Linked DNA regions of Mus musculus: region 1 is linked to region 2. A link is a contact called in ENCODE Hi-C or POLR2A ChIA-PET data. All regions are on one chromosome and are shown on one strand. The core of a region is the stretch at or near the end of the contact, and the rest is flanking DNA. Distances in the headings are between cores, read along the strand shown. Region 1 holds the start of Mosmo (modulator of smoothened). Region 2 holds the start of Uqcrc2 (ubiquinol cytochrome c reductase core protein 2).

What was found. A loop is a pair of places that touch in the nucleus more often than their neighbours do. ChIA-PET counts read pairs that join two places held with the same protein, here RNA polymerase II (POLR2A).
Region 1: a map of heart shows a loop between it and region 2 (3-fold over the local background). The contact joins the promoter of Mosmo here to the promoter of Uqcrc2 in region 2. A Hi-C loop is called at or near these places in 1 of 37 maps with a recorded cell type or tissue (heart). POLR2A ChIA-PET finds 5 or more read pairs at or near these places in 1 of 5 experiments (Patski).

The regions. Positions count from the first base shown.
Region 1 is chr7:120,676,119-120,679,548 of GRCm38, reverse strand. It overlaps Mosmo (modulator of smoothened), which reads right to left and starts at 1,929. Exons shown (of 3, transcript NM_001164580.1): 1 at 1,679-1,929. The coding sequence starts at 1,784. It also overlaps a transcript of Pdzd9 not described here.
Region 2 is chr7:120,632,904-120,636,623 of GRCm38, reverse strand. Uqcrc2 (ubiquinol cytochrome c reductase core protein 2) reads right to left here and starts at 1,435. Exons shown (of 14, transcript NM_025899.2): 1 at 1,302-1,435. The coding sequence starts at 1,334.

The DNA of each region.
Region 1 (3,430 bases), core at 680-3,179, 42 kb before region 2:
CTCGTGGCCAGTCCTCCCATTCCACATCCTATTTGTGCTCCTTGTGATTGTCTCACTGATTTGAGAGATGTAATTATTTTTACTTTTGATTATTTACTTCGTATAAGTATTGTTGATGTTTTCTTTCCAAGGGCATTTAGAAAGCTCACTATCTATTCACTATCCTTATTTAGAAAATTCACCAGTGTCAAAGGATCAGTGGGGCAGGAAGGTTGCCACACGGTACAGCCACAGCCACCACGCACAGAGCTGGACAAGCCTACCGTTCGCACTCTCTCTGCAGCTGCTTCCCTTTCTCAGACAGTTTCCCTTTCTGCAAACTTTGGGCTACTGTCCCTTTCATGTCTTTGCCAACTCACAGGCAAAGACTTCAACTCCAAATCTGAGTGCTGTATTTATTCTCCTCTTGCTTTCTCTCGAGTGGCCTTTGCAACATCAGCTCTGGAAGGCTGCACCGTTCTGCTCTTATATAATGTATAGTAGCACTTCCCTTCCCCGAGCTGCCTTGCCTTGCTCGTGGGCATTCCAGCCACTACCTACAGGGATTCCACCTAAAAGATCTTTTTCCAATAAGGATCTCTCTACTCAACAGTGCGAACCTTTCTTTGCTCCTAAGCATGTGATACTTAGAAAGTCTCACAAAGGAGTCTCTACACATACAGTCAGAGTAAAAACAACGGTGATAATGAACTGAATGTCTGTTCACACATATAGTCAAGTACACTGTCTGGAGTCAGCAACACTTTCAGAAACAGCCCACAGGTATTACCAAACTCCACATGATTCCCAAACTCTCTTTTTATGTGTTACAATTAACAGCTCTGCTAAAACTCTACAGCCAAGACAAGTGGAATTCTTCAGTGTTATGTTAATAACCAGTACATCTGGCAGCATGATTTTGTGTTACTAGGTCTAGGTTAGAGAGGAAGAAGAAAGCAACAAATGTCCCAGCTACCGTTTTGTTTTGTTTTGTTTTAAGAGCTAAAAATATTGCTGGATAAATTGAGAACCCTATGCGGCACTTAAGAAGTTTGACAGCACAACGATACATTTTATAAGAAATCATTTGAAGGGTCCCACTCCTCATTCCCCTTCACCTTCGCTGAACAAGCAGTTCAAATACAAGACCGTTCCTTAATTCTGAGCAGTTCTCCTGACAGCTGTGTACATTAATTAAAGGTTTGGTCTCGCAGGTCTAGGTGAGAAAGAGAGAAGCAAGGGAGGGCTGGAGCTGAGAACCCTGCCAGCGCATTCACCTGGGATACCCTTCGGAAAGATGCCCGCCTCTTTCTTGAGGACACCCCACACACACACACACACACAGACACCCGCCTCCAGCGCCAACGTTCCAGCAGGCACTGCCTCTGGGGCTGCCTGCGACTCTAATGTGTTATTTAATTTTCTAACTACTATTAAGATATCTCCAGCGCGCGCGTGTGTGCGTGAGATGCGCTGGAATGAAAGATGCTCCATAAAATGAAGTTTATTATTAGTATTATTATAGCTCCCCCCAGGCCTAAAAATAAAGCAAAGACTATAACCACAGACACTTCAAAGGGGAAAGGGGGAGCCACGGCAAACAGCCTCCGCCGGCCCCCCCACCCCGGCGCCGACCTTTAACCCTCGGGATCGCCGACCCGGGGGACCGCCACCCTCCCGGCCCGCGCACGCCGCTCACCCGCCGACTCCCCGGTGTTGATCCAGTCCGGGTTGGCGATGCTGGCGATGGCGAAGATATCGGCGGCCAGAAAGAGACATCCTGAGATGATGGTCAGTTTATCCATCGCCCCGCCCCGCTCCCCCCACCCCCCACCGCAGGGCAGGCCGCGGCCTCACTCCTCGCGCCCCATGGGCCGCCGGGCCCCGGGGTCCCCGCGCCGCCGCCCTCGGCCCTCGGCCCGCGCCGCGCGCTCGCGCCCTCCGCGCCGGGACCCGCAGCCGCCGCCCGCCCCGGAACTGCTCGGCCCGCCCGCCCCTCACCCGGAAGCGAAACCGCGCGCCGGCCGGCGGCGCCCAGGACTGCCCTGCAGAGCCTTCCCGAGGGGGCGTCGGCTCAGCCCGGCGCTCGGGGCTGCTACGGTGGTTCGGGTCGGAGACCCCTGAGATCTTAAAGATTTGTCCAGTGAGAATTAGGTGCAGACTGTTCCAGAGACAAGGAAACAGTCACTGGGGAGAGAGAAAGTGGATGTCAGGTTCAGGGACCTGCAGAACGGCCCGTGTGACTAGAGAGTGAGTGGCAGGAGAAAAGGTAGGCAGAGGCCAGAGGTGGCATTCGGGGTGGGCACGCGCCTACGAATCCCAGCTCTCGGGAAGCGGAAGCTGGAAAGACACCAGTTCCATGACAACCTAGGCTAAACAGGGAGATCCTGTCTTTAAATTCACCAAATGTGTATTTGGATTTTGTTCCAGATGCAATGGGAAGGAACTGGAGGATTTTCGACCAGGATAGTGACATGACCTTATTTGGTTTGTGAAGATCTGTGGTATAAATAGATTATAATGGGGGGAGGGGCAGCGAATGTAGGGACACCAGAAATGGCCCCGCAGTCTAAGACAGAGAATTGTGGTTTTTAGTTATGGTAGTCAAGAAAGAGAAAAATGAGCAGATGTGTGTGTTTTGCAGACAGAAGGAAGAACTTGCTGATAACAGAGAAAGCGATGAAGAATAACCTGAAATGTTTGTTAGTTTGCCCCTACCAGGTGTTTAGTGATATTTACAGAGTAAGGTTGTGGGGAGAGCCTTAGATTTAGTGCATAAACAGGAAACAATAATATGAATTGTTATAATAACAGGATTTGTCTACGATTTTGCTACCCCCTGGAGGTTTCCTTCCACCGTGGCTCTCTGCTAAATCACCATTAACCCTGACTTTATATCCATCTCTTTCTTAGCACTCCATAGAGCAAATGGAGATGATTTTTCTACTTAAGTACCACCTAAGCTATCTCTAGAAAGACCTAGAAGAGCGACTTTTGTCTCTATTTTTGGGATGCCTACATGTCCACAAAACTCAGGAGGTTTCAAATTCCACCAAATCCAGCATCCTTTCGTAATGGGCACCAGTGCCACCACGTAGATTGGGGAAAATGGAGTTGATTGCTGGTCTAAAGACTTTTCAGCCCAAACATTGGTCTCTTGGGGCAAGTATTTTTTTAAAAGTGCATATTTAATTACATAATTTATTTTTCCTCTGCCATTGACACTGACTCAGGTAATTCATGTTTCCTGGGGATCCAGATAGAATGCCTATCAGTTGCTGCAGTAGCTCTTCCCTTTCTTGTTCTAAAGACTGGGGAAGTTCTAAGGAGCCATAGTTTTGGCTTTGTTGTTGTTGTTGTTGTTGTTTATGTTTGTTTGTTTTTTCAAGACAGGGTATAGCCCTGGTTGTCCTGGAACTCATTTTGTAGACCAGGCTGGCCTCGAACTCAG
Region 2 (3,720 bases), core at 186-2,685:
TCTGGCTGCTGGTTTTCACCTGTTCATGGAATTACTACTTTATCCCTTCAGTCCTGCTTGTAAATTATGAATATAATTAACTGTGTCATTTTCATTTTAGTTTGCTGGATAAGGTATATGCAGCCACTTGTGATTTTTAGCTGTGAATTTTTAGCTGTGCCCAAGATGTAATTCCTGTAACATCCAAGTGTAACAGTCCACATATGAATAATCCACACTTCCACTTCTGTGCTTTTGGGTAGTGAAGTTTAAAATCTCCTGCTTCTTTTGGGTTCCTTTCAGGAAAGACTTAGATACAATTTCTACTTTGTTTTAATAACACATGGAAAGTCCTGCTCTCTAAGGACTGCTAGCAATTGGTCTGTCTAGGCACAAGGAATACAACTGCAGCCTAAATTTGTACAACACATATATGTAAGTATAAAGCACAAGGAAACACTATGCCCAGGCCTGGTGTATCACTGTCTAGTCGTCTCTCAACACAGACACTCCTGGCATTTCCGCGTTGTAACTGTGCTGTAGGGGCTGCTGTTGTATGGTTGGATGTCTAGCTGCACCGCTGACCTCTAGATGCTAGAAGCACTCTCTCAACAGGTGGTTACGAATAAAAAGCTCCGCATGTGACCGGCTAGTAGGGGCAAATTAGCCCTTGTTGAAGTTTAAATGCTCCCATTCTCATCTCTTGAAAACCACGATTCCAGCGTGATAACGTGCTGACACACATGAGGTACTCCTCTCCTCACCGCAAGTGACAACTACATATTTTAGGGCTAGTCTTGAAGAAAGATCAAGAGCCCCTCCTGGAGGAAGCCTTTAAATGGGACCCCGAGAAAACGAGCATCTTAAGGAATGCGGGGACTGAGTACTGACAGGAACGAAGGTGCCGGCACTGAGATAAGCAGCGCACCGCGTTTGTGAATTTAATAAACTCGCACGCATTGGGGAAACCGACGCCTCGGGATCAACCCAGGGGCAGAGGTCGTAGGTAGGGGAAGCAGGCGGCCCGGGTGGCGTTGGCCTACACCCTACCTGCTTCTCGAGTGACCTTCAGGAATCTCCCGAGAGCCGCTTCTCCGCCACTCTCCAGGCCACCCTCCTCTTCCGCTTTCCCCGCGTTAGCTCTCGGCTGCTCACAGGACCCGCCGAGCCTCCCAGGCCTCGGCTCGCTGGCAGCCCCCTTCTCCGCGGGGTTTACCTGAAGGGCAGACCCAGGCCTGAGGCCAAGGCCGCACACTCCGCACCCAGCTCCTGAGTGGCCGACAAGCGTCCCCAGCCCTGCCCCACGCACGTCCCATGCTCACCGAGAAGGACCCGGCCCTGCTGAGGAGCTTCATGGCTCTAGCAGTTGCCCTTTCCCACGGTCACCGCTGCAGACAGCAAAGCAAGATGGGGTCGGAGGACCGAGTTTCCCGGTGTGCACTGCGAGCTTGCCCACGCCCCCTTGTACCGGCGGCCCTCTACGCATGCAGTGCTCTACTGCTCCGGTAGGCGGGACGAGCCCAGCTCCTGGGGAGAGGCTAGAGGTCTCCCGGACTAGATTGCAGCTTTTGTAGGTTATCCTTTCTGAGTTCTTTTTCTGCAAAAGACATGCAGCCTGTAATCCCAGCTGCGTCTGCAGCCGTCACAGTCACCCCAGCCGTCTTGGGCCTGCCCGTGAGTCCTCGCAAGTCCGGGAGTCGTCGGCACTCCCTGTTCCTCGGAGGTCGTCCCTCGCCACTTTTACTGTAGTCTTCCCGGTACCGCGAACTTGGTGACCGAGTTCACAGAAACTGGCAGGACGAATGTCTCGTCGAACAGATCGACACACTTGTAGGTCTCCTTGCCGCAAGGAGATCGTCACCAGCAAGGACTCAATCTCGTGAAATTTTCTCGCGCAAATTTGCGCGTGTGTGTATAATCAGGGACTTAATATAGTCTTCTATTGTACTTAAAAATGTTTAACTGTTGGTGATACAGACATATGGCACAAATCATTCGTGTGTTACACTATGATTGAGACTAATTCGGGAACCACTGCTTTCATGAAGCCGCATAGCTGCTTAAAAATGTTTTTGGTTACTTTTATTTTTTTTACAGTCCAGTCGTTGCCAGATTCCCGGTCCGCCCCTCCCACAGTTCCTCATCCCATTCCTCCTACCCCTTCTCTAAGAGGATGCCCCCGCCAGGCCTCAGTACTCCCTGGGGCCTCGTTTCTCAAGTTAGGTGCCTCTTCTCCCACTGAGGCCAGACCAGGTAGTCCTCTGCTGTATATATGTTGGGACCTCGGACTAGCTCATGTATGCTGCCTGGTTGGTGGCTCTGTGTCTGAGAGAACTCAGGGGTTCAGGTTAATTGAGACTGTTGTTGGTCTTGCTATGGGGTTGCCCTCCTCCTCCTCAGCTTCTTCCAGTCTTTCCCCTAATTCAACCGCAGGGGTCTCCGACTTCAGTCTAATGGTTGGGTGTAACTATCTGCTTCTGTCTCAGTCAGCTGCTTGTTGGGCCTCTCTGAGGGTAGTGTCAGTCCTTGGAGCCTCCCCTTGAGCTGGATCCAAATTTGGGCCTGCCACTGAACCTCTTTTCCTTCAGTCTGTTCTCCATTTTTGTCCCTGCAGTTCTTTTAGACAGGGACGATCTGGGTCAGAGTTTTTGATTGTGGGATGGCAACCCCATCCCTCCACTTGATGTCCTGCTTTTCTACTGGAGGTGGACTCTATAAGTTCCCTTTCCCCACTGTTGGGCATTTCATTTAAGGTCCCTCCCTTTGAGTTCTGAGAGTCTTTCACTTCCCAGGTCTCTGAGGGTCCCCCCATCTGAGGGGGGTGGTTTCTATTCTTTTCTGCTGGCTCTCAGAGCTTCACTCCTGATTCTCCCTTACCCCAATACCTGATCATGTTCCCCTTTTCCTCTCCCTGTCCCCTCTCCCACCCAGGTCCCTCCTTCTGCCCACCCCCTCCTAATGCTTTCTACCCCTCCCCCCCAAGTGGGATTGAGGACTTGGGTCTTTGGCTTGTTAACCTTCTTGAGTTCTGTATTCTGGGTATTTTGTACTTTTTTGGCTAATATCCACTTATTAGAGAATACATACCATGCATGTCCTTTTGGGTCTCAGTTACCTCACTCAGGATCATACTTTCTAGTTTCATCCATTAGCCTGCAAAACTCAGGATTGTCCTCATTCTTAATATCCGAGTAGTATTCCATTGTGTAAATGAACCACATTTCCTGTATCCATTCTGTCATGGGACATCTCAGTTGTTTCCAGCTTCTGGCTATCACAAATACGGATGCTATGAACATAGTGGAACAAGTGCCCCTGTGGCATGGCAGGGAATCTTTTGGATATATGCCCAAGAGTGGTATAGCTGGGTCTTTAGGTAAATCTGTTTCCAGTTTTCTGAGGAACCTTCAGATTGATTTCTGAGTCGTTGTACCAGTCTACAATCCCACCAGCAATGGTGGAGTGTTTCTCTCTCTCCACATCCTCACCAACATTCACCTGAAATTTTGATCTTAGCCATTAGGATTGGTGTAAGGTGGGATCTCATGGTCATTTTGATTTGCATTTCCCCGATGACTGAGGACTTAGAACAGTTCTTTAAGTGCTTCTTGGCAGCTTAAAAATGTTAAATGAATGCAATCACTGCCCCGAAATTCGTTGTACCCTGAGGATTCTCTCTAGTCATTGGAACCTCAACATGCCACAGTTCAGGCCAGCACATACCTTTATACCTGTTTATTA